Linked DNA regions of Mus musculus: region 2 is linked to region 1. A link is a loop called in an ENCODE intact Hi-C map of the cell type or tissue named here. Cell type or tissue: heart. All regions are shown on one strand. Links, peaks and the distances in the headings refer to the core of each region. The heading gives the core; the rest is flanking DNA.

The links. A loop is a pair of places that touch in the nucleus more often than their neighbours do. Peaks named below come from ENCODE experiments on the same cell type or tissue, not always from the same donor. Only the 100,000 strongest peaks of a DNase experiment are listed, where the experiment ranks them.
Region 2: it touches region 1 in a loop (8-fold over the local background); 13 of 42 quality-filtered maps call a loop at or near these places.

The regions. Positions count from the first base shown.
Region 1 is chr1:166,995,063-167,011,023 of GRCm38, reverse strand. It overlaps Fam78b (family with sequence similarity 78, member B), which reads right to left and starts at 9,607. Exons shown (of 3, transcript NM_175461.4): 1 at 9,196-9,607. The coding sequence starts at 9,458. It overlaps Gm16701 (predicted gene, 16701), which reads left to right and starts at 11,294. Exons shown (of 3, transcript NR_037988.1): 1 at 11,294-11,471. In heart, for the core only: CTCF peaks have their summits at 8,306 and 10,358 (motif pointing right); DNase peaks (open chromatin) are centred at 8,333, 9,073, 9,443 and 10,223; H3K4me3 peaks cover 2,663 bases; H3K27ac peaks cover 1,409 bases; H3K27me3 peaks cover 3,387 bases.
Region 2 is chr1:167,203,183-167,219,143 of GRCm38, reverse strand. No RefSeq gene overlaps it. Among named protein-coding and RNA genes, the nearest start is that of Gm46170, 56 kb to the left of the region's middle. In heart, for the core only: a CTCF peak has its summit at 6,660 (motif pointing right); no DNase peak of the experiment used is centred there.

The DNA.
Region 1 (15,961 bases), core at 3,529-11,528:
CTTATGTATAAGTGATACTGTCACCAAGAGAGGGCTCTGTGAGGAGCAGGTGGCCTTGAGAAAGTGGCCACACTTCAGGGATCAGCTTCAGGAATTCAAAGCAGGGTCCCAAACGCTTTGTAGGGCACAGCTGGAAGGTGACTTTTTGATGGACCAGGGTGTCTCTCTCACACTCCTCTCACCATGAGAGGAAAACACAGCCTCAGAGGCCCAGGAGGGGCTTTTCCCTCTCCTCTAGCTCTGGGGAGGGCTGTTAGGCAGCTGCCATGTTCAGGTCCTCTCAAAGGTCTAAATGATTCTCTGCCCAGGGAAGTCAGGGAGCCACAACCTCAACTTTCTTCTCCCATCAGGCTTATCTGGAGTCACTGACTGGCAGTGCTACCTGATAAGACCTATAATAATCAAGCTAACATGTCCACACCACACCACACCACACCACGGTTTGCAACGCCTTTGCGCGGTTTCCACTTCAGTTGATTCCTAGATCCAGTGGACTCTAGACATGATTGCTCATTTATGTACAAGCAGACTAGACACTGAATTTTGAAGACCCTGCCAAAGGTCTCAGAGTTGGCACTGGAACCCGGGTCTTCTGACTCTAGCTCTGTGCCGGAGAGCCAGCAGCTAGATTTTAAACTGGCACGGTGAACAGTTCCAATTGGTGTGTCTCCCAGAACTTAATTAGAAGCAGGGTCCACCCACCAGCGCTGGTCTGATGGGCTTTAATGAAAGGAATAGCACGTGAATTATGGGAACCAGAAACACATCTGAATGTCTAAGGGTAGAGTCACCAGAAAGCATTCCCCTCCTCTTCTCCAGTCATCCACAGGGCCACAGGGGAACTGCACGAGCCCAAAACCCTGCAACCCAGCCACTGTGGGTGGTGTGGATGGCTGGAGATGGCGCCTCTATTCCCAGAAACCATGAACATGGATGGAGCTCATTCCCTCTTTGTTCCCACCCTCCTACAAAGATGTAGATCTCACTGTTAATCACAACTGCTTCTCTGGGAGGGAGGGAGGGAGGGAGGGAGGGAGGGAGGGAGGGAGGGAGGGAGGGAGGGAGGGTGAGATAGAGACTCCAGGAGTTTTGCTTCCATGTTCTCTGAACTCAGTTGCAAAGCACCGAGGAAATTCACGAACCAGTGAAAAACAACAAGACTAAGTTCATTATATTTATTTAGTGGAGCAAGTCTGGAAAGCCTCCTTCCTGGAAGGCAAAGTGGTCCATTCAAAATGGAGGGGCCAGGAACCAACAGGCTGGCTTCCTGGCTGGGCCTCTTGCTGGCTGTGAGGCTTCAGACAGGTTGCTAAGCCTCCCTGGACCTTGTTCTAGGAAAGCGTCCCTTGCTGGGTAAGGTTGCCATGAGGTCATGTAAGGAGGGGACTCAGTCTTGCGGCACACACACAGGCCTCTAACACGTAGAGCGTGTGGTTTTATGTTTATGGTGTGTGCTATTTATGTCCCCTCTCAAGCAAAACCACCCAGATTTTCCAGACATTCTCCCACACACATCAACACCTGCTTTGTACCGAAATCCTTGACAACTCTGGAGCCGGTCCTTAAACATCCTATGGATTTGAACCTGCAGGAACGAGAGGCAATCTGGCCCACAGTACATCTGTGGGTGCGGACCTCACTTTGTGGGTATCTGCTGCTGGAGGTCAGGTTCCAGCCCCTCCCTTCAGAGACCCTCAGCTCTGTGAGCTATGCCCCTCTCTGGGGTATTCACCTGACTGCTCTTCTGATTACTTCCTATTGCTTTCTTCACCTTCTTAAAGGAAGGAATCCATAAGAATCAACTTTGAAACTGTAGCCACTTCCTGCTGAGTGTTAATAGAAACAGTGGCTTCTGTCATCCTCTGCAACTTTTCTTAATGCAACAAGGTAGACACAGGAGGCTAGGAGAAGGGAACCTGGGACCTGCCCCCAAAGACATCCTATACTCCTGCTGCCTAGGGAAAGGTCATTTGTATCCTACAGTCCAGTGCCCTCAAATTACCCTCTCTCTGCTTCCCCCCACCCCCACCCCGGGCAGCTGCAGTCTAGCACCCAGGCACAAAGTACATCTCGTTTCCTTCCTTCTACCTTTCCATGTATACGCTCTCTGTCTCTTTGGGAGTTGTGCTTTATCTCTAGGGAGCTTAATGCTTTGCTGATAAAACCAGTTAATCCTCTGCTGCTCCTCTTTTGCAGAGATGGGGGAGGAGATTAGAGGAAAAGGGTTAGGCCATCTCCCCTTCAAGGGCACTCAGGACATGCAGCAAGGAATTGGATCTTGTTTCCCACCTGATGCTCTCTCTAGACTAGGGTCCCCTGTGTTTCCTGAGCCTCTCTATAGTAATGGGAAGGGATCGTGGGTGTGGGGACTCAGTAGATCCCTTGAAGAAATGGCAAATGCTGAAAGGTGTGCCCATCAGTGAGGGCCACCTCCAAACAACCCCACGCATACAGCAGCATAGATCCAGAAACAAACAGGTGAACGCTAGCTTAGGGGAACACAGCTCAACCAGGCATGTCTCCAACCTCACAAATCACGGGCTAAGGTGGAACAGTGGCTCCAGGGTTCCTACCACACGTTTCTTTGGGTGGACACTAAGTATCATTTTACAGCAGGTAGGTGAGATAAGAGGCTTCAGCAGTTGATGGGCAGAACCCAGCTGAGACAGAGGAGGTGAAAGATACAAGCCATATGCAGAGAAGCAAACCTTCCAGTGAAGTCCAGAGGAACAAAATGGGCACAGAAGCTCAGGGCAGTTAGGATGTGTGTCAGTGCTAAGCAGTCGCCAGGGTATCAGTTCCGTAGATGACACTTAGGGTTCACATGAAAAGCTAGTTTTGAAGAGACACGGTCTGTTGAAGGGGACACTGGTGATTAAAAGTGATAAAAATGGCTCATGAATTTAACAATATCACATGCTTACTGGATATCTTCTATGGTCCAGGCAGTGTTCACGGAGGACACAACAGATATAATATCTACTTTCGTGATATGTGTAGGAGGTTAGTGAACCGTTGCACTCCCCTGGCTGTAGGTATAGAAATGGAAGAGCAGAACTGGAGAACCCCACTGAAACTGTGAAGTCAATGGTGGCCTCTGAGGGGCAGTTGAGACTTGCATGATGAACGGGGATTAGATACATCATGGAAGGCAGGAGGAGCATTTCAGACACAGGCCAGCCTGGGGCGATGCTCTGAGCTGGGTAAATCCAGTTCCACTAGAGACCCTGGGGGACATCTGGTGTGGCTTAAAAGCAGAAATCCAGAGTGAAAAGTGTTCTATACATTTTATACCACCTGTGATGAGAAGACACTAAAAAGTTTAAGCAGGAAAGTGAGCACATTTGTGTTTGTAATGGATCACTCTGCCTGCTGTGTGGGGGAGAGTCTGGAGGGAAGAGCAAGGATGGAACTGGTAAGTACGGGTGGAAAGCAGAAGATGGCAGCCATGAACACACAAAGGGAAGTGGCTGCGCCCCAGACATGGAGAGGGGTCAGTAGGTCTGATGACAGAATGGATGAGTGAAGGAGTATCCGGAATGATACCAAGACGTTTTGGCTTGCATAACTCAGGGAGTGGAAGTACTCTTCAGTAAGATGGGGAAGGACAGTGGATGGAGAAATATGGCGAATGTTTCAGTGGAGAGCATACATTTAAGAGAGAAGCTGGGTGTGGCGCAGTGCTAGAATCCTAGCGTGTGGGAGGCCAAAGCAGAAGGTCAAATTAGGAGGATTGTCCCAAATTCCAGGCCAGCTCCAGCCTCATACTAAGCGCCAGACCATGTAGGGCTACACAGTACAATCTTTCTCAAATGATTAAACAACACCACCACCAAAAGAAATAAACAGAAAAATGCCTTAAGAGTAGAAACCTTAAGCCAGAGATACCTTTCCACCAGTCAAGCAGAACTGCACACAAACACATGCACCTGGCCGCATACCAGACAGAGAGCATCTGCTGCTATTGGGGTGGATGGAGTTACTCAGAGAAAGTGTAAAAACGAGAAGGGAAATACGTATTTTGAGTGATATAAAGTAACATTTGTAAGGTAAGACAGAGGTAGGAACAGCTGGAAAGAGAATGGGGGCTAAAAGACCAGAGAAGTTAACCAGGACAGAAAGCTGTCTGTCAGTCATACATGGTCCATCGAAAAGGCGAGCCTTTCATAGGCAGGCCCATTGGAGTTAGCAGTATGGAGATTGCAAACTCCAAACCAGTAGGTTTCTCAATAGATGGAGAGCAGCTCGGATGGGGGTGAATGGGTCTCAGAGGTGGGGGGCTAGTCAGACGCTCAATAGCTGTGGTACTAGAGGAGCAGGGAGCTAGATAAGGACTCTCTCTTGAAATTGAGGAGTGAGATACATCCTCCTAAATTTCACCTAAGGCAATGCTCTCCAGATGGGCAGATCTGAGCCCTTCCCGGGAGAATCTCTTTACAGCCCGAGAAGACAACACGCAGGAGAGACTCTCTAGCCACAGCCTTTCCCCTGGTTTCAACCTCACCCCACTCATTCCTGGCAAGAAAGCTCCATTCCTGCTCAAACCTCACCCAGGAAATCTCTTGGGTGTTGGGCTGAGCATTCAGGGCTGTTCTGCCTCCTCTGGACAGCCTCTGCATACCCATGAAGTATGAAGAAGACACAGAGAAACTCCTAACTCCCCGTGGTCATGAAGAGCTGACCTTAACTCTCCCATTTTTAGACTGTTATGTGATCCTTCCCCATAGGCCCTAATCTGCCTGTCAGACTTCAGCTGCATGCATACTCCACCATAGCCTCGTCTCCTCCCCTCCCTTGTTTCCTCTGTGGTGCTTGCGTATCTGGTCATCTGGGAAAACTGAGTTCACTGTGGACTGATTGAGAAACCAATGGCTCTCCTTGCTGGAAGAATACTTTGCGCATTCTACTGAAGTCCACATTCACCAGATCCACCAGACCCAAGTTAGAAATAATCAAGTCATGGCACGTATTCACCAGCCAGACTCTCCATAGCGCCTTGGGGAAGTACCAAGTCACTTGAGTTCAGGTTCAAATTACACCATCGTGGCCACCGACTATTTAAAATATTCCTTTAGAAGCCTACCCCTTGAAGATGGAAATTAAATCCACCTTGGGATTCTGTCCCACTCCAGTCAGAATGGCTATGATCAAGAAAAAAAAAAAAAAGACAATAAATGCTGTAGGATGTGGGGAAAGAGAAACCCAGTGTTGATGGGAGTGTAAACCTGATATATTCATTATGGAAACCAGTATGGAGGTATCTAAAAAGACTTAAAATGAAAGTACCATACCACACCATACCATAGCATACCATACAACTACCCTATCCCACCTAGGCATATATACCCAAAGGATTCTATATCAGACCACAGAGACATCTATCCATCCATGTTACTGTATCACTTACAACAATAAGGAAATGGAACGATTCAGGAGTCTATCAACAGTAGAATGGAGAATGAAAACATGGCACATATACCCACTGGAATTTTACTTAACCATAAAAGAAGTAAAATTATAAAATCTACATACAATAGGTGGATCCACAAAGTACATTAAATTAAGGTGACCTGGACTCAGAAAGACAAAAACAACCCCCCAAACACTCTCTCCCTCTCTTTTTCTCTCTCTTTCACACACACACACGCACACACACACACACACACACACAAACTCTTTCTCTCACACACTCACACATATAACTCTCTCTCACATACACACTCACACACATGCTCACACACAAACTCTCTCACATACAACTCTTTCATATACACCCACACACATTCTCACATATATACTCACACACATGCTCTCACACACAACTCACATACCACTCTCTCTCTCACATACACATTCTCATACATGCTCTCACACAAACTCTCTCACACACACAACTCTCACACACACCTCTATCTCACACACACACTCACACACACTCTCACACACACTTATACACATGCTCACACACTTTGACACACACACACAAACTCTCTCACACACTCACACACACACACACACACTCTCTCTCTCACACACACATACTTACACATACACTCACCCACACACAAATCTCATGCTCTTTCATATGTTGACTAACTTCTGGTGTCTGTAAGTTTGTAAATGGGTGTGTGTAAGAGAGTGGGTACAGAATCTGAAACTAGGCGGGAGACCACAAGAGAAGAACAAGAGCTGTTGAGAAAGAGGGGAGAGGTCAAGAGGGCACATGTAACATGAAAGCAGAAAGGAGGCTACTGGGGTTGAAGGGCACAGGAAGGAACTGGGACTAAGGGTGGGGGTAGGGTGAAGAAAAACCACAGCAAACATTTTGTTTGAAAAATGCATATGAATCAGAAAATGGCCTAGTAGGCCATCAGTGGAAAGAGAGGCCCATTAGTCGTACAAACTTTATATGCCTCAGTACAGGGGAACGACAGGGCCAAGAAGTGGGAGTGGGTGGGTGGGGGAGCACGTGGGGGACTTTTGGGATAGCATTGGAAATGTAAATGAAATAAATACCCAATTAAAAAATATCAAAAAAACCATAAAAAAAGAAAAATGCCATAATAAAACCCAATTCTTTGAACGCTAATAAAAAAGCCTACCCCATCTCTACTCCAGGAAATTCAACATTTAAGCCACAAAGACATGCTCTTTCAATCCTGGAACTAGTAGCTTCTTGGTGTTTGAGATGTGGATTTAGTCTTGTACAGTTCTTTCCAAAATACTGAGAAGTCACCCTCGTAACCTAACTCACAGCACCATGCTTCTTCAAGAGAACACTGCACAGGCGTGAACACCCAGGCTGCAGTGTCTGCCACTCACAGTACTGGCTAAAGTAGACACAACAACGGATAGACTGCCGTGACTTCTATGCAATATGAGTTCCCATTAAAAAGTTTATATTGGCAAAGTTTTCCAGAGCATAAATATTCTGTAGAAACTGGTTCAGTAAAAACCTAAGCTCCAAAGTGGCCCTAAACACATAACAATTATTACAACCACAAAGAGGGAGATTGACTCTGGATACAGATCTATAATAATGCAATTTATGATTTCTTGGAGACTATTCTCGCTTCCCTTCCCCAACAACACGGGAACCAGCAATCTTAAAATATTGAAAGTAGCAGTTAAACGAAACAAACAAAATCTTTCCAAACCTCCAATGCAAGAACTCAGTAAGGTATAACAGGAGAATATATTGTTAGGAATTCATGCCTGTGAAAACTGGTTCAAAAGTGGACACACCCTCCCCTAGAGACAAGGAAGTTCTATCGTGTCTGTGTACAGCTCAACCCGACTCCTTTGGCAGAAAATGTTTTATATTTTATGGAAGGAATATCTATATCTACATCTCTCTATATATATATCTCGTATTTACTGATTTACAAGGGTCTTGAAGCCACAGAGGGCTCTCCCGTGTAGTCATGAGAAAGATGGGTGGGGCGCTGCTTCTGCCCAGCCCCCCCCGGGGGGGCTTCCTTTCCTAGGGGTTTCAGGCTTTGTGACTGGCCCAGCAAGGTTAAGAAACCCCCTCCCCAGACTGCCCCATCATGAGACAGACACCCTCCCCTGCCAGGCTTTCTTACTTGGCCGAAAAGAATGAGTTTCTAAAAGCCCCCAACAAACAAACAAACAAGCCCACAATTCTAACCACTTTTTTCGGGGTGTGTCTTTTTAGGTGGCATGATTCACCCAAAATACGTCCCCCATTTCTCTCATTTCCAGAAAGACAAGAACACAGTGTGCACAGGCATATTGCAAAGCTGGGTTTGCATCTCTCTCTCTCTCTCTCTCTCTCTCTCTCTCTCTCTCTCTCTCCTGAGCTTTTATGCTTAAGAAGCAAAGTGCAAACTCTGGGAGTTAAATGGAAACAAAACAATCTGTCAAAATTCCTCTTAGCACCTATGACTAGTGTTAACTTACATGCTCCCGGGGTGCAAGAAAAAAAGCCCCAAAACTGCTGCTGAAAAGATGCTTTGACCTTTTAAAATGAGAACTCCCCCATCCCACATCCATATTAAATAGGAAACCTTGAGAGTGCCACAGTTTTAGATTAAGAAATGAAATGAGGTTGAATTTCCAGAAAAGGGGTTTCCCTATAGGCTACAAGCTAATTAGGGTGTTCTAGACTGACATTGTAATAGTAAGTAGAATACAGGCCCCAAGTCTCCTAGCCAAATGTAGTGGCCAAGTACACGGAGTCTAGTTCCGAAAGGGGACGGGAGGGCAGATGAAAATCTAGTAGATAAAAAAGTCCAGAACACGACCTCTCAAAGCTAGTGTGGTTCCAGGGCAGGATGTCCGCCCCTGGCGGCCGCAGAGCCCTGGCGATCTAGGTGCACCGCAGCTGCCAAACCCTCAGCGCGCTCTAACCGGCGCTGCTGAAGGAAGTTGGAGAGCTCCCAGCCAGCCGACTGGATAGGCGGTGGGCGCCTGGGAATCCCTTCCAGCGCCGCAATTAGGAAAGTTTTGAAAAGTAAAGACCCCAGACAGATGAAGTGTCTCATCCTTTCCTTGAGCCTAAGAAACACCTCGTGTTACACCAGGCTAGCACAAGGCCACCAGTTTCTCTTGGCCCGGGAGCATCCGGTGCCTTCCAGCTCCCCACCGCCCCAGAATTGGTCCTCAGGGCGCATAGCTAGAGGGGCTTTCTGCCCAGCTGGAGATTCCAGGCAGAGATGCTCCTTAGGCTCGCTGGCCTGGGAAGCAAAGGCAGAACCTCTAACTCCCATTCCTACACCCTGGACCTTCTCTTCCAAGCCAGCTTGATTTTCTCCAAAAGACGCACGACACAGCCCATGCGCCCCCGGGACTCCACTCCTCTCCCCAAACTTCCCAGGGAGACCCACAAATACAGACTGCGCCCCCAAACTCCCACGACAATCGCCAATCATCCTATCTTTGCCTCTTGTACCCTCCCAGTCGCGTTCTTCCTGCCCCTCACTATTCTCCTCGCCTCTCCGAGGAAGTCAGAAGCAAAGCACGAGAAAATGCCTTCGCGAGGAGCCTCCCGTCACCCGCCCTGTCACTGAAACAAAAGCGCAGGGAGGAGGGAGGTGGGTGGGGAGGCAGGAGGAAGGTTCGGAAAGAGATGGGGGCAACGGTAAGAGGGGTTGGGGAGGGGGTTCAGAATGGAGAGTGGAGAAAGGGGCCAGGACCCCGCTCCCGCGCCGCGTGGCGTGGCCGGTCGCTTACATGCCCAGGTCGCTGTAGGTGTTGAAGAACTCCATCTGGTTGCATGCCTGGATCCAGCCCACCACCCAGGTCTCGTGGCGGGGGATGGGGGGCATGACCACACGGGCCGAGGCTTTGAAGTAAGGGGTCTTGTAGCGCAGGACGATGGGCGAGGTCTCCTCGATGCGCGTGGGGCACTGGTCGATGGTGGCGCACACATCGTACACCACGATGTTCTCGCGCCGGATCCGCGCCTTGCAGGTGATGCTTTGGATACAGCCCATCCTGCCGCCCGGCGCCGGCGCGGCGCGGCGTGGGGCAGCGCGGGGGCCCGGCGCGGGCAGCCGCGGGCACCCGTCACGCCGGCATGGCGACGCGCCGCTCGCTCCCGGTCCAGCTCAGCTAGCGCCTAAGAGCGAGGAGCCGCCGCCGCGGGGCATCCTCCGGGGAAGCCCCCTCCCCTTTCCGCGCGCTGGGTCGCGGCTGCCCCGACGCCCGCCCACGCCCGCCTCCTCGCTCCAGCAAGGGCGCGCGGAGCGTGCGCTCCTAGGAGGCGGCGGGCGCTCTCTCCGGCTCCCGTGCCCCGGCGGAGGGCAGGGAGGGGAGCGGCGCTGCGAGGAGTGGTGCCCACCCCGGGCCGGAGCCCCCCGCCCTTCGCCGGAGAGGAGGAGGAGGAGGCGGCGGCGGCGGCATGGAGCTGCGGGAGGGTGGCGGCGGCAGCGCCCGGTTTGTCTGTTTCCGCGGCGGCAGCAGCAGCAGCCGCCGCCGCCGCCGCCGCTGCATGAACCTCTGCTGCACCGCGGCTGCCCCCCGCGTGCAGCGCACCCAGCGGCGGGCGAGCGGGCGGCCCGAGCGGCAGGCGGAGGCAGGCGGCGGCGGCGGAGTCCGTGTTCCCTCCCGCCCCGCCCTGGAGCCGGACAGCGCCCACACTCCCGCATCCGGCTGCGGGGGCGTGTGGGGGGCGCCAGGGGACCGTAGCCCCGGGCGGAGAGCCCAGCGGGCTAGGGCTACGGGGGACAAGCTCCGCGGAAGAGACTGGCTGTACGCCATGAGTTTGTCCCTCTTCGGCTGCCGTCCGGGGGGGGGGGTAGTGTGCAAGGGTGGGGGTGTTTAAAGGGCCGCTAGCTCCCGGGCGGGGCGCGGCACGTGGGGTTGGGCGGGGCCGGGACCCCGGTAGGTGGCGCCCCGCGGGTGATAGTGGGGTGTAGAAGCGGGACCCTGCTTATTGGGATGGGTGGGGCCGGGAGGGCGCGGCGCGGTTCAGAGTATAGAGGGAACCACAGTGGGGTACGGTGAGGCTGCGGGAGGAGAGATGTTGGAGAATCAGCTCCAGCTGAGATGTATCGTTGTGATATAGTTTGTTAGAGTTGGGTGTGACCTCCAGCAGTGCCACGAAATAGATTTACTACCTCGTTCACTGGTCCGCATTTTCCTTTAGTCTAGTAGAAGCTTTATTTTTTAATTTAATTTTATTTTTTTGCACCACAGTATTGAGAGTGAAACCTGAGAAATCCCATTGGAGGCTGACACAAAATCACCCCAAATGCCAGTGTTAGTCGAGGCACCAGCTCAGTCTACTCATGGCCTGTTTTCATATCACCCCTCCACAATCTCTGAAAATACTCTTATCAGAACAACACACAGTGTGTATGTGTGTGTGTGTGTTGGGGGGGGGGGTTGTTGGAGCTCCTTGGGAAACACTGCCTTTTGAATGTCTTGTGTCTTTAGACAAGTTGTACTTAGTGGAATCATCTAGGTAGATTAGAACGCTTAGCTACCCTCCCAGTCTTACCTAAGGCCTGTTAAATACAAACAGAAGTTCAGGGCTTTATAGAACCCAGGAGGATTAAAGAGTAACCACTTGATTCTACAAAGTCAAGGCGCCAATTTGTAGAAAACCCTAATCCCTGTAGAAAGCTGGGGATCTTAGGGATCTTTTCTTGTCTTTGCTTCTCCTGAAGGTGCGTGGTGACCAGCACACAGTCATTTCTTACCAGCTGTGTCAGAGTGAAACCTTGACGGAAGAGCCGCCGGTCTCCGCTCTCTCCCGATGGAAACTGACGCCAGAGATGGCCTGCACATTCCATTCCGTGTATCTGCCACGTGTGTGTTATTGTGATCTCGGGTGTCAAATAGGAAGAATATTTAAGAGATGATTTTTTTTAATTACGTGTCTTCTCTCATAGTTCAGAGCCAGCAGCTTCTTTTAACCTTTTTTCCCCTCACGATCATTGAGCATTTGCTGGATCTGGTACTCACGTGTGAACTCCTCTAACAGGCCACACAAGACTGCCTGGGTGAGTCTTTAGTTAGGACAGATGAATTCCTAAAGTTCTGAAAGCAGTTCTAAAAGCAGCCTCCATCCTTGTCTTACCTTTTCTGACACGCTGGCTTCACTTTATAGTTCACACACACACAAAAAGCAATCTCCTTCTTTGATGACATGGCTCACTTTATGATGTAGCTGCAAGCCTCCATCACTGGTCCCTTTATTCAGCAAACACTTCCTGGTGGCATGGCAGGAGCCAAGTATTGTCCCTAGGTACTAGCGACTCGGGGTTGGACCAACGTTCATGATCCGCTCGAGAAGATAAATCTATTAACAAGTTGTTACAGTCAACTGTGCTGCTGCTGTAATAGAAACGGATAGCCAGTGCCAGGGGAGGCCAGACAGGAGAGCCACTGAGATTTATAGATGGCTCTACCGAGACAGTGACATTTGAATTAGATCCTGAGGACTGATTGAGACTGGCCCAGAAGAGAAACATCCGAGGATGAGACAGAGATGAGTTTGTGAAAAAGCAAAATGCGTAGAGAGGTGAACGAGCTTGGGCGCAGTCAGGGGAAAACAGCCGCTAGTGGTCAACGGACTTCAAATCTCTGTCCCCAAACTCGTTGTTGATCTTCAGGGGAAGTCAGTGAACGCAAGTTTCAGTTTGAGGGGGTGGGAAATGGTTCTCTACCAATGTGGAGACTAGAAATAGGCAAGGTTTCAGGGTCCATGATTGACAGATGATTTGGCCTTGAGTTAGGGTAGAGTTATGGGGCTCCGGAGGCCTGGCTGCGTCTGAGAGTCATTAGGAGGTAAATTTGATTCACTCAGTGATTGATTAGTGTTAGAGGAAGGTCGGGGCCAAATATTGAGTTTTCCAGCTTTGGTGGTCAAATGCATGTGGTCAGATGAAGACAAAAGTAGGAAATTGTTGAGGTTGGGAGTCAAATCGTGTTCAGTTGGCGATGCTCAAGAGACGGTTTGGGGGAGGAAGCCAGAGTTTGGGTTTCAGTGGTTATTATCTTCTAAGGGATAGACAGAGAGAAAAACATTCAGCTGGAGAATTAGGTTATCTTTCTCATTTGAATAATTGGTCAGTCTGCAGTTGTGTGGCTAAAAACTCCATTGTCTTCTGGTAGTACAAGCCAAGAGGCCATACATGGAGAGAATATGTTAGCTGCCTCCAAAATGTAGGAAAAATGTGTAAGGGAGAATATGTTTTATTTTCAAAATGTAAAAGATTTGATGTACCTAGTAGAGTGGCAATAAAATATATTATCTACAGCCTTTGATCAGTGACTCTCTTGATGACTTTACCCACGACCTTGGTGAATCTCCGGAATCATGAGTGTCACCATGACGGGTTCAACCATAAAATATAGTAAACTATAGTCATAAAAGTAAAGGATGCTCTCAGACTTAATGGATCTCAAACAAACGTGGGACTATGATAATTTCTAAAGGTATTTACATAAAGTTTGCAATTAAAATAAACTTACTTCATTATAGTTATTGTTACCTTTTAAACTGCATTATCACCGGAGTCCTCAAGGAAAAACGAAAAGCCCGTGTGAGACTCACTGTGTCAATGCCAATGAGAAAGTGAGCCAAGCTGTGTGGAGACACAAATGCTAGGTGTTCAGTGAGCTCCACCCACTGGATAGATATGGCTGGCATGGACTCTTTAGCCTCCCCGAAGCCCATTCAGATTCACATCTCAGCAAATTACATCATGGCATGCACCTTCCAGGTCACTGACTGGAGACAGTTACCCTTCCCAACTGTTTGTCGTCAAATGCCAGTGCACCTAGGCCTGTAGTGCAGATGAAGTGCTTACAAGTTCAGCAGCTTCTCCATGAGGCTCTTCTGTGTTTCCTGTTCCCTGTTTTCTGCTGTTAGTGATCTACCCCAAGAGTGGCACATTCCAGGCAAGTGCCATGCTCCAAGCTATGCCTAGCCCCTCTTACATTTCCCCATCCACCTTTTCACATGAGTGTCCCTTGCCTCTGGCAGCACCACACACCTGCCTTGGCTAGCTGCCTTCATGCTGTTCATAGTTGCTTGCTCACACTAATCTCCTTCCTCAGGAAGGTGCATCATTATGCTCTGCCACCCAGTTCAGTCCTCAATAAGCATCTGACAACTTTCAAGTCTTGGAAATCTGATGAAACTTTGCTTCCCAGCCCTTCTCTACAAGCCCTGCAAGCTGTCTTATTACCTACAGCAAGGATGCATTTGGGTCCTGAGTCTTTCTCATCCCACTGTGTTTTCAGTATGCTTGTCTGAGGTTAATTGATGCTCTTTGTCTTTAAGCACTGCACATAGTCTGAAGGATTCTCAGTTCTGAGTACCAGAAGTTGGAAAAACCCCAGTGACAAGACCTTGATAACAGCCATTCCTTATGAGTAATGTCATTGGCACTCGTTCTCGGGGTGCAGCACAGATACTTCTTTGTACTCTGAGCTTTTGATGTTTTGGGATAGGACAGAAGTCTTCAGTTCCCTAGCCAGGGCCCTCCAGCACACTCTGAGGGACTCCAGCCTGTTTGCCTCAGCTGCGGTGACCCTGTGCTCTGACTTTTTATAAGAGGGAGGTCTCTGGCTTGACTTTTCCTATCAACTGAGTCATTACTCAGCCTGCCAAAGCAGGCCTTCTTAGAAATTATGGGTCAGAGAGGCCTATCTTCTCATCGACCTTGTCAAGAATTTCCAGAAACCGTAGGACAGACTGCCAAACGTTGAGGAATCGCCTCTGGAACTGTTGAAAATGGAGATGGGTGGCAACCTGGCTGAGATGGCCTGAAGACAGGCCAGAGGCTGGATGAAGCTTCGAGTCGCAAGGGTACACAGTAAAGGACGCCATTCCCTGTAGGTTTATTACTTGGTTGACTGTGACTTTAGGATCTGAATGACCAGATTTTCTTCCAGATAGGTTAGGAAGCTCAGCATGGACCGCCGTCATAGAAACAGGATTATCAAGTCTCTTAGCCTGAGATACAGGACTGCTTTGAATAGTCTGACAGCTTTGTGTTAGGTTCCGTAAAGCTCACAGAGATATGCTCTGGCTTTTCCGTGCTGTCAAAGGTCCCATCTCTGACACACTCAAAAGTCTTTCTTCTTAGTCCTTATCAGTACGGTGATGTTATTTCCTTCCTCTAAGTCCAGAGTCCCACCCCTTGTTTATTTCCTTCAGCTTCTGACTCCCTTATTTTCCTCCTGTCCCTTGCATTTTTCCTAAGGGGTTCTCCTGGATTCTTCAGGACTTTTACACATGATATCGGATTTGACTATTATCGTCATGAGTATCTTCCGTGTTCCCCACCCCCACCCCCAAGCCAGACAGTTTTTCTCAATTCAAGGCAAGTGTTCTAGTTTACCTGGTAGATGTTTCTTTGAGTGTCTTCATATTTCTGCTGTATCAATGAACTGACACTCCCTTCCAGTCAGCCAGAGTCTCCTCTGACAACCATTTCTGGCTGAAGCTCCCAGTATCTCTCCTCAGTATTGAAACTAAACCAACCTAGATTCTTCATTCTCCTTTTCCTTGTTGGCTCAGCCATGCCCTCTGCATGTTCACATCCTACTCTGTGGAGTTTGCTTGCTTGTGACCATTGTTACCATGTAGGGCAATGTGAGCTGTGGATGAGTGGAAAATGCCCAGCCCCTGCCTGTAGGACTATCAAGAGTGATCAGATTACCACAGTGGAGGTCTCCCAACAACAGATCCTCTATCCTTTCTTTTTTCTGTTTCATTTCCAAACATGAAGGGGTAAGCTGCAAATTGGCTATACAGATGTGGCCTGAGGTGAGATTACCACTTGCGACAGACCCAGGTTTGTAGACAACCTCAGCAGAAGGTAGATGCCTTCCTTAAATTCCTGTTGGCTATTCACACTCTTGTTTCGTGACTCCACTCTTCTTCCTGCACAGTTACATTTTCCAAACAGACACTGACTAACTGCGGGCTAAGTGTGCATCACCATGGCTCCTCTTCATAGATCAGGAGGTGAGAGTTAGCTTTAGGTTTCCCAGTTGGGAACTCAGACATGACACCTTTGAACCTGCTTGTCATCGGCAGAAGAAATAGGAGGCCACCTACTCCTCTGAGTCTTAGCCATACCAGAGCAACCTCATTTTCAAGCTGATCCTGACCTAGAGCCTCACAGATCCGGTGTTCCTTTGAGCCTCTGGTCCTGGTTACAGTCCCCATCACCCTTTTGTGTACGAACAGGCTCCTTTCTGACTTTTTTGAGCCACTTAGTTGTTTTTTCCACACTTCTTTCTCAGGTGCCCTAAAACTGCTGTGTGTGTGTGTGTGTGTGTGTGTGTATGTGTGTGTGTACGTGTGTGTGTGTACGTGTGTGTACATGAGTGTGTGCACATGTGGATGCCACAGGGTCAATTGGGGGGTGTCTTTCTCAGTTGCTCTCAACCTTATTTTTTGAGACAGAGTCTCTCACAGGACTCATTGATTTGGCTGGACTGGCTGGCCGGCGAGCTCCAGGGATCTGTCTGT
Region 2 (15,961 bases), core at 2,852-10,851, 210 kb before region 1:
ACCAGCCTCCCTAGTTCTCTGAGAACTGAGAGTATGGCCTCCATCTTTATCAATTTAGTGGCTTAGTAGGTCACATAAGGTGACAGACACAATGTGATTTAGGAACAATGAAAGGATAATGAGTGAGTGTGCTGCTCAGTTCAGTTCACTATGCAGCTAGCCTTGGTGGTACTAAAAATTGATTGAGTTTAGCTCAGACCAAAGTATTGCTTGTTTTCTTCCCCCGTTGCTGTGATAAGAATACCCTGGCAAAAGAAACCTAAAGGAAACAAAGGTTTTACCTCAGCTCACTGTCAAAGGGCAAAGTCCACTGTGGGGAAGGCAAGGTTGTAGGGGCATCCACAACCAGGAAGGTGAGGGCAACAGATGCAGGTAACTGCTCAGCTTCTTTCTCTACTTAGACAATCCAGTACCTAAGCCAGGGAATGGCGCCACCCACAGTGGACAGTGGCTCCCCATTTCAGTTAACATGATCAAGCTAATCCCCCACAGGCATGCCCAGAGGTCTGCTTCTCCCAGGTGAAGTTAGAGTCAGTCAGGTTGATGATTATTGGCACTGACCCTCACAGTTGAGTCAAACAGACAGAGGAGGGACTCAAGCCAAGCCAGTATCGGCTGGGTGACAGGCTATGCCTATGAACCAGCAAGTGTCATGAGGACTACTTCAGGTCAGTTTGTCACATTGTCATCAGACCTAATGTCTTCGCAGTGAGGCACCAATGGTAACAAACACCACTGGAGGTGTATGTCAGTGAGGGTTCGTTGGGTTGAGCTGCATGCAGTAGGAAAACAAAGTACCAAGGACGTGTGACTTGAGGAAAGCAGCCTGTTTTAATCCTAAGTCAGCAGTTTTTCAACCTTCCTCAAGCTGCGACCCTTTAATACAGTTCCTGATGTTGTGGTGACCCCCTAACCATAAAATTATTTTCTCTGCTACTTCATAACTGTAACTTTGCCACTGCTATGAATTGTAATGTAAATATTTAATATGCAGGATATGATGATATACAACCCCTGTGAAAGGATCAATCAATCCCCAGAGGGGGTTGGGACCCACAGGTTGAGAACCACTGTGTTAACGTCAGCGTTGAAGTCCAGTGCTAATAACGATGGTGTTACCAGAGACTCAGACTCTAAGGCTTCCATCTGATGCACTTGGTTTTCATTTTCAAAACCACTTTATGGTCCAAATAGACTTCATTCCATTCAGAGTGGGGCTGTAGGGAAGTCCTGTTTGGGGAAGACTTTTCAGAATGAGCCCTCTGTTCACGTTTTCTTGGCCCTCAGAACTCAGTCTGCAACTACCTTGTAGGGAGACTAGGAAATGTGGTCTTCTGAGGTGATGCCATTTCTTCTCTGAATAAAATCAGAACCGCACAGAGATAAGCAAAACCCAGAAAACCCTCTGTGATGGTTTGTATATCCTTGGACCAGGGAGTGGCACCATCTGGGGGTGTGGCCTTGTTGGAATAGGTGTGACCTGGTTGGAATGGGTGTGTCACTGTGGGTGTGGGCATAAGATCCTCACCCTAGTTGCCTGGAAGTCAGTCTTCCACTAGCAGCCTTTGGGTGAAGATGTAGAACTCTCAGCTCTGCCTGCGCCATGCCTGCCTGGATACTGCCGTGCTCCTACCTTGATGATAATGGACTGAACCTCTGAACCTGTAAGCCAGCCCCAATTCAATGTTGTTTTTTATAAGACTTGACTTGGTCATGGTGTCTGTTCACAGCAGTAAAACCCTAACTAAGACACCCTCTTAGTCACTGAAAGCTGTAATGTAATTTTAGGTGCTTGTGGACATGTCTGAGTTCAATTCTCAGTATCCACATAGTGGTTAGAGAACAGACTGTCCTCTGACCTACACATATACACACAGAGACACAGACACACATGCACACACACACATACACACACTAAATAGACATTCATTCATTCATTCATTCATTCATTCATTCATTCATTTAGAGACAGGGTTTCACAGAGCCTGAGCTGGGCTGGAACTTGCAATGTAGACAAGGCTGGTCTACAACTCACAGAGATCTCCCGCCTTTACCAGGTGCTGGGATTAGAGGCACGAACCATCAAGACTGGGCCCTACATTAAATCCATTTAGTTTTTAAACCTTATTGAACTATAACTTGTATGCTGGATAGTATTTATGTCAACCTGACACGGGTTAGAGTCATTTGGGTAGAGGGAACCTCAACGGAGGGAGAGAAGAAGCCCCATCAGACCGAGCCTGTGGAGCATTTTCTTGATTGGTGATTGATGTGGGAGGATCCATCCCACAGTGGATGGAGCCGAGCCTGGACAGGTGAGTTGTAGAGGAAAACAAATTGATCAAGTCAGGGGAACCAAGCCAGCACAGCATCCCTGCACAACTTCTGCTTCAGTTCCAGCCTTCAGTTCCTACCCTGACTTTCTTTCATGATGGAGCCCATTCCTCCCCAGGTCACGGTGTTTTACCACAGCAAAAGACAGCAAACTAAGATTCTATCACGGTGGCGAAGAGCAACAACATAGCCATTACCTCCTGGAGTTCTCTCCCCGTCCTTCAGGTGACGTCACCTCTGTCCCAGGTTACACCAAGTTTTCTAGAATTTGTAACACCTAAGCCATACATTATATACTCATTTCCATCTCGGCATTCTGAGATCCACCCACCCATGCTGGGTGTCGCAAATATTTGCCTTTGTGGGGGGAGGGGGGAGTTTATTCCTCGTGTTGAATCTTGAAGTCCACTATATATTTTGGACACAGGTTTTTAGGGGCTTTGTAAGCCTATGCTTGTTCTGTGGCTTGATCCCATTTTCTTTACGGTGGTATTTATCTTCCAGATGTCCTACATTTAAAAACGGACGGCATCTGATTTACCAATCGTTTTTATCTGTGGTGCTTTTTTCCTATTTTAGAAATCTCTCTATAACTCACTGTCACACTTTTCTGTTGTCTTCCACGAGTTTTATAGTTTGACATTTAAAACCCATTTCAGGATAAATTTTTGTGTGCGGTGTGTGTAGCTGGGAGTTCATGATTTGGCCTGTGGTCTCTGTGTATTTCAGCACTGTGGTTGAAGGGAACACATCAAATATCATTTCTTCATTGAATTGCATTTGTATTTTTGTAAAAGAGTCAGTAATGGGCCAGCATGATGGCTCAGCAGGTAAAGGCGTGTGCTGCTAAGCCTGCAGCGCTGAGTTCAATCCCTGGGACCCACGTGGTGGAGGAGGAAACAGAGTTCCCCGGGTGTGGTCTGACTTCCACACTTCCCCATGCCTATATATAAAATTATATAATCTCAGTGTGTGTGTGTAAACCAAAGGAATTTTACAACAAAAAAGATTCCACAAATATATTTTAAAGAGTCAGTTGTCCATGCATCTAACTTTTTCTCTGTAGCACTCTTGGTTCTTTGATAGAGGTATTAGTTGGACACGTTTGGACACTTTTTTATACTCTTTCTTGAATGATATTTTTGCTACGTCAGCATTTTGGGCAGACTTTTCTGTTCTCTTCTGCTTTTTAAGCATCCACTCTGTCTTTGATGTTATGTAGCTTGTCTTGAGGGCAGAAAAGTGGATTTATCTTTAATCTGCACGGGCCTTGTGCATCATGAGCTGTGTGTTTTACCTGTGCTGGGAATTTTATTACTGTTGGTTTTTTTTTTCCCCAGGCTTGCTTTCTCACTGATTTCCCTCCTCTCTCCCTAGACCTTCAGTTACAGTTTCACAGGCTTCTTGGCTCTCATTTTCAATTATTACATTGTACAGGTAAGTATTTCCATATAAGCATATGACACGAGTGTGTGTGTGTGTGTGTGTGTGTGTGGGGGGGGTGTTTGTGTGTGTGTGTGTGTGTGTGTGGTGTGTGTTTGTGTGTGTGTGTGTGTGTGTGTGTGTGTGTGTGTGTTTGGACACATGCATGCAGAGGCCAGAAGACGGTGTCAGATCCCCCCAGAGCTGGAGCTAATGGTTAGATGTCTGACATGGGTGCTGTGAATTGAAGTTGGGTCTTCTGCAAGAGCAATCGGACCTCCTGATCATCCATCCATTTCTCCAGCTCCCCAGTTTTCATCTTTTAAAAAAATCATAGCTAAGTTTTAGTCTCTTTAAGCAAAGCCTTGGAAGTCACAATTTACTTGATGTTTAGTTTTGTTTTGTTTTGTCTGCTGTTTAAAGCTTATCCATAGAGTCTTTCATTTCACTGACTGTTTTGTGGCTTTAAGACTTTAAGAAAAACTATTTAACTATATTCCTAATCTTTTTGTTGATTTTCTCCAATGTCTTGTCTTTTGAGTTCAGCCCCAACAAAATTTCTTTGATTCCTTATGTGTCCAATTATGTATTAAGCAGAACAGTCCTTTTGTTTGTTTTGTCTTAAAGCATTTCTGGCTGATAGTGTAGCTCAGTTGGTAGTGTTTTCCAAACTCGTGAAAAGTATTGAATTTGATTCTAATCACTGCACAAACCAGGTGGTGATCCGCACCTTCAATCCTAGTGCTTGGTAGAGAAGGCAGAAGCGGTGTTTAAATTAATCTTTTGCTAGCTAGGGAATTTTTTTAAAAAGCACTTATCTGAATTGGTAGGCATTTTGTATGTATCAGGAGGGGTTTCTGGTTATTTGAGGGTCTTATTGGCTTTCTCAAACTTTTTCTCTAGACCAGTGGTTTTCAAGCTTCCTAATGTTGTGACCCCTTTTACACAGTTCCTCATGTTATGGTGACCCCCAACTATAAAATTATTTCATCATTCCATCATAACTATAATGTTGTTACTGTTATGAATCATAGTGTAAATAGCTGATATGCAGAATGCCTGATATATGACCCCCAAAGGGTTGAGACCCTCTGCTCTGGAGGCTTCGGCTCCATCCACAGGGTGTAATGCTCACCGAGTCCCCTGGCTAGCACTTCTCTAGGTATTCAGGTATCCTGGGATGTCTGAGAACTGTCCCTTCGAGACAGGGTTTCTCTGTATAGCCCTGGCTGTCCTGGAACTCACTTTGTAGACCATACTGGCCTTGAACTCAAAAATCCACCTGCCTCTGCCTCCGGAGTGCTGGGATCAAAGGTGTGCGCCATGACTCCCGGCATAAGCCCTTCTTAAGGTCAGAAGTGTGGGATGTATTTTCTGTCTTCTTCTAGCCTTGCAGGGGACTTGCCCACACGAACACATCCAGGGACAGCCTGCTGGTTTCAAAATGGGAGGTTTCCCAGAGCCCATACTAGTGTGATGTCCGTGGGTCCTTTAAGATCATCATGAGTGTCTGAAAATGGGCCGCTGCTGCTGGTGTCTATGGACTGTAGTTTGGTATAGTGGGGTCTGCAGACTGATCCCGCAATCTCAATTTTATGTGTGGTCAGCTCACCTCAGGACTGGCCACTGGGTAGAGGGAATGATTCTCAGCCGTCATGTTTAACCTTTAGAGCAGCTCACAGTCATGTCAGAAATGCAGAGAACACCCACCCTGTGGCAGGCCCTATGCAAGCCCCACCCACCCTCAAGAACCATACAATATCCCATGGTCTCTCCTGTGTAGGCAGGACTCTCATGGGATGCAGCATGGAAGGAGGATTTCTGTAGGCTGTGTCACCCACCTCCCAGGCTCAGCCTCTTCATACAGAGGTTGCACCTTATGTCTCATTCCTTTCTAGCATCTTCCTAAGTCTAGCCTTGCAGTTGACTAATTGCCCAATCCTGGATTAAAAGCTCACTCTTCATCTCTTTATCCAGTCCTTGCTTCCTTACAGGGTTGCACCAGACTTAAGCATAGTAGCTAACATTAAAATGCCTGGAGGGGCCAGGTGTCGGTCGTACATGCCTTTAATCCTAGCACTCAAGGGTGGATGGGGTGGGGGTGGGGTAGTTTGTGAGTGTGTCACCTGTATGTATGTGCACATGTATGTCCTATGCCTATGGAAGTTAGAAGAGAGCACTGTATCTCCTAGAGCTGGAGTTAAGGATAGTTATGGGCTGCCATATAGATGCTGGGAACTGAACCCAGGCACTCTTCAAGACAATAAGTGCTCTTAACCACTGAGCCATGGCTCCAGGCCTGAGAGTCAATTTAAACAAGAGTGTATATCAATTTGATCACAAATTATGTTTTAAAAACTTCAGTTGAGATGAGATTCTGTTGTAGGTGTGTGTGTGTGTGTGTGTGTGTGTGTGTGTGTGTGTGTGTGTATGGTATGTGTGTGTGTGTATGTGTGCTATGTGTGTGTGATGTGTGTGGTATGTGGTGTGTGTGTGTGTATGTGTGGTGTGCGTGTGTGTATACAGGGCTGATGAGTGGGAATAGGAACAGAAAGGAAGTCTGTTTTAAAGAGCAGTTTCCCCAAGAGGTTTCTAACTGATGCTCTGGTGGCTGGTGCATGTTAGAGATTTATTTGTCCCTGCAAGGATCTCACAGTCAGCATCACCACCTTCCAGTTGAATGTTCTCTCATGGATTCTTAGATGTGGCGTCTGCATGCACTCAGCCTTGAAGGTTTTTCCTCCGAGTTTTTCCTGTGAGTGCACAGGACTGAGGACTGAGAGTCGATCCCTTCTGCTTTGTAGCTTCAAGGGGGATTCAGCAAAGATGGACAGTGTGTCTGTTGGCCATGACACCTTTAACGTGTCTTTCATTCTCTGATGTGCTAGGCTTTAACTTTCCACCAGGGGGCAGGCTTGCAATTTCTCTCACCCCATTGATCACCCAGTTTGTATAGCTAACCCTTACTCTATGCCCGTCACAGCATTGCTTTGTTTTAAGCCTCGTTTGAATTCTGTGAGCTATATTATATTACTTCTCTTTTGGTTTAGGAGAGGCTAAGTCAATTGCGCTTAGTCAGCAATACATGGGGAAGCGGCAGTTTGAACCTGTGTTTTTCGGATTGAAAAGCTTGAACCCTACACCTCTTTTATGTCAAGCTATCTGGAAGATAGAATTCTTTCCTGCCTCACATGCCTACAGTCCCAGCTTCTCAGTAGGTTATACTCTGGCAATTACAGTTTATCCAACCAACAAGTGATTATCTTGGGTTCTACCCTGAGACCTGAGCACCTTACAGATGCCCCATTATAGATTTTGTCATTTGTATCACATGTTTTTTTCTCTTTTCTTTTCTTTTCTTTTCTTTTCTTTTCTTTTCTTTTCTTTTCTTTTCTTTCTTTCTTTCTTTCTTTCTTTCTTTCTCTCTCTTTCTCTCTCTCTCTCTCTCTCTCTCTCTCTCTCTCTCCCTCCCTCCCTCCCTCCCCCCTCTTTCTTTCTTTCTTTCTTTCTTTCTTTCTTTCTTTCTTTCTTTCTTTCTTTTTGAGACAGGGTTTCTCTGTGTAGCCCTGGATGTCCTGGAACTCACTCTGTAGACCAGACTGGCCTCAAACTCAGAAATCCACTTGCCTCTGCCTCCCAAGTGCTGGGATTAAAGGCATGTGCCATCACTGCCTGGCTCGAATGTTTTTTTTTTTTCTTTCCTCTTCTTCTCCCTCTTCCTCCTCTTTCTCCTCCTCCTTCTCCTTTGTTTTAGACAGCATCACACTACGTAGACTTGGCTGCTTGACTGTCCTGAAACTTATTGTGTAGACCAGCCTAGCCTTGAACTCACAGAGATCCTCCTGCCATTGAGTCCTGAATATTGGGATAAAGGTGTGTACCATCACACCTGGCTATTTGTATTTCATCTTAAAGGTCCTTCCCCAGCTATCAGAGGACCCCCATCTGTGGCTTGGAGTGTGTCCCTTGAGGTGGCTGCTTGCTTAGCCCATGCTAGTTTTCAGAAGGGTACTGGTTTAGAGGACTGGAAGATTTATTTCAGGTAATTCTCTCATCAGAACTTATGAGGAGAGACATTTTCTTTGGTGGTGTCACCCCTAGTAAGGTGTGCGTACACCTGTTAATAACCCTTAACCCATGCTACTGTAAGCAAACCTAAAGAAATTTATAGGGCCATAAAAAGGAGATATGGAAGTGTAAGGGGATGAGTTTGGGAGAGGAGCGGGAGCAGTGAGAGTAACCAGGGAGCAGGCGTGTACTAGGAGGTAAGGATGGTCAAAATCCACTATGCACATGACTGAAGATGTCATGATGGAATCCATTATGTGTAATTAACACATACCAATAAAAAAAAAACAACACAGTTTCTGAGTTCAGGATACTGATAGACCTGGCGGGTCAGTCTCATCTCTATAAGTAAACTGCGACTTATAGTCAAGACAAGGATTTCCCTGAGAGAGGAAAGGGAGGGTGCGCTGGCTGGCTTTGTGTGTCAACTTGACACAAGCTGGAGTTATCACAGAGGAAGGAGCCTCCCTTGAGGAGATGCCTCCATGAGATCCAGCTGTAAGGCATTTTCTCACCAAGTGATCAAGGGGGAGGGCCCAGCCCAATGTGTGTGGTGCCATCCCTGGGCTGGAAGTCCTGGCTTTTATAAGAAAGCAAGCTGAGCAAGTCAGGGGAAGCAAGCCGGTAAGTAACATCCCTCCATGGCCTCTGCATCAGCTCCTTCTTCCTGACCTGCTTGAGTTCCAGTCCTGACTTCCTTCAGTGATGAACAGCAATGTGGACGTGTAAGTTGAATAAACCCTTTCCTCCCCAGCTTGCTTCTTGGTCATGATGTTCGTGCAGGAATAGAAACCCTGACTAAGACAGAGGAGCTTTTGAGTAATGGGGTTCCAGCTGTGCACCTGGATGATAGTTCTTCCCTGGGAAGCTAGACACACAGGTCCAACCTGCTCCTGATGGTCTCTGAGCCTCAGTTTTGCTTGTGAGATGGAGTGGTACTCATGACAGCCTCACAGTATTAGGAAGGTACCTCTAACCTTCTAATGCAGAACCCACAGAGAAGCTGTGTTTTCTGCTGCACGCCTGTTGCCTTGGCTACACTGTCCTGCCTCTTGTGGGGTACTGTTTGCATCCTTGCTTTCCACACATGAGGCTCAGCCATCTCCTCCTCATCCCGCTCCATCTCACCACCCCTGCATTCCAGTCAAGGGCACACACTGGGGACTGTCATACTTACCCCGGTCATCCTCTCCTCTTCCGTATCACAGCCTGTGGTGACGGATCCCCTGACTCTTCAGTCTGTATCCCTCTCTCCACTAGCACCCCATACTTCTTAGTAATCCAGAAAGTGCCTGACAAGCCTGTGTGGAGGAAGAATGTGGGAGACGAGCCACCATCCTCTTCGAGTATAGTATGTGTTTATTGGAGACCAAACATCTCTTGGCTCAGTGTGCTGCTCAAAAGTATTCCTTCTTTGCCTGTGATCTCAGCACTTGGGAGGGTGAGGCAGAAGCGTCTCTAGTTCAAGGTCTGGGCTACTTAGAGACATGTGTAAAAAAAAAAAAGGCAATGAAAAGCAACCCCCCCCCCACACACACAACCAACAAATAAGCAGATTCCTTCTGTCCTTCACATCTGCATCGTGGAGGGACATGTTGGGAAGCCTCTTGTGAAAAGTCTAATCTGTCTTCTCCAGGCACCAATAAAACAGATTTTAAAAAAGATGTTTCATTTTTGTCTTCTTCTTTTTAAAGATTTATTTATTTAGTATATGTAAGTACACTGTAGCTGTCTTCAGATACCCCAGAAGGGGACATCAGATCTCATTACGCATGGTTGTGAGCCACCATGTGGTTGGGATTTGAACTCAGGACCTTTGGAAGAGTAGTCATTGCTCTTAACCGCTCAGCCATCTCTCCAGCCTTTCCATTTTTGTCTTCTTTACATTCCATTAGTTCTGCACTCATCAGTGAAGACAGGAGCATCATTCATTGGGCCCCTACCACTCCTCTTATTCCATACCTCTGAGGTGGGCAGGAGCCACTTGAACCCTGTATCTTAGGTGTAGAAGCTGAAGTTTAGAGATGATGCCCAAGTAAGGCTACACAGAGAACAGTTGCCAGAATTAGGAGCTACACATAGGTCAGTGGCAGATAGGATAATCAAAGGCTCAGCAGCTGCCTGGGACGCAGGAGAGGATCAGAGACATAGAGATACCCTGCAGGCTTGGGATGCTGTGAGGCTCTCTTGGAGTGTTGAAGGGTGGTGCCCGTGTGGAGGCAGCAGAAAGGGCAGCAGCGACTCCCTCCTAGACTGCGTAGAGGGACTGGAAGAGGACTTAGGAAGCCCATTGTTGGCAGTCCTGGTCTAATGAGGAGCCCCAGCTGAGGCTAAGCTGTCTTGCCAGCAAAGCCACAGGCAGGGGGCCCTGCAAGGCAGCAGCCCTTGCCACTGGGATAGAAAAACAGTAAGGAACAGCCTTGGTGGGAAAGCTCAAGTATGAATGTAAGAAAAAAATACCCACTCAGGGGACCAAAAACCTCCTCTGGTTTGAATAAAGACCTGGCTTCTCCCTCAAGCATGGCTCCTTCTCTCCGTGGTGGTGGTGGTGCTGTGAAGCCGGTGGTTAAAATGCAAACTGGACCCAGGAGGGCTGACATTTAAGATACCGACCGGGTTGTGAGGCTGAATATGTTTGAGTCGTCCAGCTTAGCTACCGTGGCTTCCCCTATTCCCAGGCAGGAGGGAGGAAAGGCCACCGAGGGCCAGCTGCCCCAGAGCTCAGCAGGCTGGGCTGATCTTCCCAGCTTGCAAGGAACGTGTGAGCCATTTTCATTCTACCCAAGCCAAGCTGGCTCAACGGCTGCGCCTTTCTGTGATCGCTGGACGCTGAAGGGTGTTAGGAAGGAAGTGAGAGGGCGTGTATGTTGGAGACAGGTTTCAGGAGATGTCTCAGTTCTCCGAGCTCCTCAAGCCCATATGTTGTCAGGAGGCCAGGCACATTGTGGCTAACAGTTGGCTTCTTCTGGATGGATGCAGTATTGTCCCTCTTCCCAAGAAAGGCAACAGGGCATGTGAGTTTAGAATCGGGGATGTCTTAGTCAGTGTTCTATTGCTGTGAAGAGATACCATGATCACGACAACTCTTATAAAGATAAAAGATTTCATTGGGGGCTGGCTTATATATATTCAGAGGTTTAGTCCATTATCATCATGGCAGGAAGCATGGCAGCGTGCAAGCAGACATGGTGCTGAAGAGGTAGCTGAGAGTTCTACATCAGGATCAGCAGGCAACAGGAAGAAAATGAGCCACTGAGCCTGTCTTGAGCTTCTGAAACCTCAAAGCCCCCCCCCCCCCCCCAGCCGTGACACACTTCCTCCAACAGGCCACACCTCCAATAATGCCACTCCCTATGAGTCTCTGGGGGCCGTTTATATTCAAACTATCACATCTTGGCTAGGCTTTGGCTAAGTTATGTGACTCAAGAAAGTTCCTTAAAATCCATTAGCCACCACTGTGGTCACCACACCATGGTGAGGTGAGGCCTGGGAACCACTAGTATGAGGTGATGGAGAGAAGGGAGAGAAAAAGAAGCTGAATGGAGTGTGAACAATGAAGAGAGGTAGAACTGGAGACTCCAGGGTAGTGAGGAACAGCCTGATGTGTGTGGCCCTTGCTGCTACCTGAGACCATGGTGAGGTCCTGGCCCACGCTGCCTCTGAGGACCGTGGCCCCGAGGACTGTATGAGAGTGAGAGCTGTTTCCACCCCTTGCTGGCTTCAGCACTTAGGGGAGAGTGGGCCCTTAACCATGACAGGAAGCATAGTAGAGCTGGCCCTGGTGGCAGGGAATGGAGGTGAACCAGGCGGAGGGTGTGAGCCTGGGAGGGTTGGCCCCAGCCCCGGAGGGCCATGCAGTGGTGTGGGCAAGGAAGATGCCTCACCCCTTGCCAACTGCAGCATTCAAGGAGAGTGGGCCTCACCCCTCTCTGGGACAGTGCTGGAGGACTAGCCTTGATGGCACAGGAGTGGGAGAACTGGTGGGCTGACCAACTCAGTTACTATCAGGCCCAGATCCAGGGCTTTGAGCTGGTCCACCCCAGCATCTACCCAATCTGTGATCTCCTGGAGCTCGGGAAGGGTGAACTGCAGGACCAAAGTAAAGGAACTTTGTGACACAGGGCAGCAGCAGGATATCCTAGAGGAATTCTGGTGAGAATCCGGTATTGATAGTGTAGTGGAAGCCAGAGGCCTCCAACCGGACCAATGACTCATTGCAGTGAACATTTGCAAGTGAAGCTCTGTGGGCCAAGTGGGTATACTGTGTGACACACAGTGACACACTGTAGCTTCCACGGTACGATTTTTTTTAAAAAAAAGATTTATTTATTTATTTATTTATTTATTTTATGTATATGAGTACACTGTAGCTGTACAGATGGTTGTGAGCCTTCATGTGGCCTTTAGGACCTCTGCTCGCTCTGGTTGACCCCGCTCGTTTAGTCCCTGCTTGCGCCAGCCCAAAGATTTATTTTATTATTATACAGAAGTACACTGTAGCTGTCTTCAGACATGCCAGGAGAGGGCTTCAGGTCTCATTGCGGGTGGTTGTGAGCCACCATGTGGTTGCTGGGAATTGAACTCAGGTCCTTCAGAAGAGCAGTCAGTACTCTTACCCTCTGAGCCATCTCGCTAGCCCGGGATTTTTTTTTTTTTCATTTTTTTAATTAAATTTTTTTATCTTTTTTTTTTTTGGTTTTTCGAGACAGGCTTTCTCTGTGTAGCTCTGGCTGTCCTGGAGCTCACTTTGTAGACCAGGCTGGCCTCGAACTCAGAAATCTGCCTGCCTCTGCCTCCCGAGTGCTGGAATTAAAGGTGTGCGCCACCACGCCCCGCTAATTTTTTATCTTTTGTAAGGGTGGGGGATGAATATGAAAGGCCAGGGGACCAGTGGGATTGGGATGCATGATATGAAATTCACAAAGATTGATAACAACTTCAAATTGAATTGATTAGCCATACATTTTTCAATTGCAAGCACTTGCTCAAATAATATTTACCTCTTAGTGTTGTGGTCTCAGAGAAGTAAATGCCACTTCCACATCTTATCTTCGACATCCATACTTGATTCAGGGCCTGGTGAATTTCCACCTCTACCGTGTCCTTAGGCAACAACGTCCAGATAATCAGTAGGAAACATGCAAACATGTCTTTTGAGCTTAGCGTTTCAGTGCAGGGAGAATCAGAGCAAGTCTGTACTCACTCGCCCTAGATCTAGAGAGGTCTCACAGTGGTTAGATATGGACATCAGGGAGTGGGGGCCAGACAGAAAGGGGCAGAGGCTGGGTGAGTGCTGATAAACACGGACCACCGGGCACTGTTTTGAGAGCACTGGGGAGAGGAAGGCTGGCCAGCCAGGCCAGGCAGATCTGCCAAGGAGGAGGCATGCTACAGGATTGAAGTCTTCTAAGGGCAGCATTGGCTCTTTGTAGCCAGCTTATTGACGCAGTGGGCCTGGGGAGACTCTGGCCAGTTACTGTGTTGACCAACCAGGACTTTTTCAGCCCTCTTCTAGATAAAGCAGAGATGCTTTCTTGGTCCTTAACATCCTGGGGTAGGGATTGGTAGATGCCTACAGTGCTGATTCAGAACTCAGAATTGTGCTGACTGTGTCCTCAGCATAGTGTCTGGTACAAAGAGACTCCATTCCCCAATGTCTCCCCCTCCAGACATTCTCATTTGACTGGTGGTGCCCAGATTCTCTGCACAGCAGGACCTGGCTTCTGAGTCCAGCAAGCCTTACCTCCTGCCTTGGTCAGTCACCCTGGGTAACTGCATAACCACTGTGCTGCTCAAAGTTACAGAATACTCATGATGAAACTCTTAATAGTTAAAGCTCGGAGAGCTGTAACCTTATACCTTATCGAGCTGAAAATAATTCGTCCTGGAGAAGATCTTTCTGGGCTCTGTTTTTTTGTTTTTTTTTTTTCTGATGCAGCTGCCTCGCCTGTTGGAGCTTGTCTTTGTGAAGGTAGCAGAAGCTGTGTTTGACAGATTTCTTAGGGAGATATGCCTCATTAGTTTTGCTTGAGTAAACAGTGTAAAAATGTTGAGTGTCCAGGAAAAGTGAACGGGGCGGGGATTTTAGTGTTACGCTGTTGTAGCGTGACTGTTTAAAATGGCATGAGCACAGAGTAGGGCTTCAGTAGCATACACCACTGCTTAAATGAACCCTCCATATGGACCTGTGGGATCATTTGGATCATTTTAACCTATAGACTAATGATTGAGACTCTGGATGACTGTTTGATGTGCACAAGGTCACACAAAGGTAAAGGGTATAGCTTTCTAAAAATTATTATTATTTTATTTTTTATAAGTATGAGTGTTTTGCCTATTTGTATGTATGTGCATCACATGTGTGCCTGATACCTGAACAGGTCAGAAGAAGGCATCAGATTCTTGGTACTGGAGTTATAGATAGTTGTGAACTACCATGTGGGTGCCGGGAACTGAATCTCAGTTCTTTGCAAGAACAAGTACTCTTAGCTACTGAGCCATCTCTCCAGACCCACTAGGACAACTTTTAAAAAATTTTTAATTTTTTAAAAAAGATTTATTTTTTTACTTTGATTTGTGGTATGCACATGTTTGCTGGTTCCCAAGCAGGCCAGAAAAGGGCATTAGATTTCCTGGAGCTGGAGTTCCAGGCAATAGTGAGTCATTTGACATGGGGGCTGGAAACCCAACTCCAGTCCTCTGCCAAGCCAGCTCTCAGCTCCAGTATAAACAAAAATCATTTGTTACATCCTCCTCCTCCTCTTCCTCCTCCTCCTCCTCCTCCTCTTCATATCCTGTGTGCATGCGTGTGTGTGTGTTCATGTGTACCACAGCACTCATGTGGAGGACAGGGGATGACTTTGTAGAGTCAGGCCCTCTCCTTTTACTCTTACATGGGATCAGGGAATTCAACCAGGTTTTCAGGTGTATGCAGGAAGTGCGTTTACCCTCTGAGCCACCTTGCTGGCTCAGCGAGGGTAGTTTTTCTGTGCTGTTTCTTAGGAGAAGAACAGAGGGATTGAGGTGATCAGTCATACTGTATACCATCATGATACTCTGTACCATCTCATGATACTGTGTACCATCTCATGATACTGTGCACCATCACATGATACTGTACACCATCTCATGATACTGTGTACCATCTCATGATACTCTGTACCATCACATGATACTCTGTACCATCTCATGATACTCTGTACCATCTCATGATACTCTGTACCATCTCATGATACTGTGCACCATCACATGATACTGTGTACCATCACATGATACTGTACACCATCTCATGATACTGTGTACCATCTCATGATCCTCTGTACCATCTCATGATACTCTGTACCATCTCATGATACTGTGTACCATCTCATGATCCTCTGTACCATCTCATGATACTCTGTAGCATCTCATGGCCTTCCAGAGGTGTGATGGTAGACATCTGATTTTGCCTGGTAGTTTTGACACTGAGTGGCTCTATAGGCAGCAGAATACGGAGTCGGTCATCAACCTGCAGAAGATTGTTTACACAATGTTATTTCATCAGCATCAGGGAAGGACTGCTCATTACATTTAGATGTGGGTCTATCAAGATAGAGATGAGCTCTGGGGGTAAAGTGCTTGGCTGGTGTGCAAAGGCCTTGGATTTGACCTCCAGCACCACATACACCGGGTATGGTATTATACACCTCAATCTCATTTAAGAACAGTGGCTCTTAATCTTCCCGATGCTGCGACCCTTTAATACAGTTCTTCATATGGTGACCTCCAACCATAAAATTATTTTTTTTCTTTTTCTTTCCATTTTTTATTAGGTATTTAGCTCATTTACATTTCCAATGCTATACCAAAAGTCCCCCATACCCACCCACCCCCACTCCCCTACCCGCCCACTCCCCCTTTTTGGCCCTGGCGTTCCCCTGTTCTGGGGCATATAAAGTTTGTGTATCCAATGGGCCTCTCTTTCCAGTGATGGCCGACTAGGCCATCTTTTGATACATATGCAGCTAGAGTCAAGAGCTCCGGGGTACTGGTTAGTTCATAATGTTGATCCACCTATAGGGTTGCAGATCCCTTTAGCTCCTTGGGTACTTTCTCTAGCTCCTCCATTGGGAGCCCTGTGATCCATCCATTAGCTGAC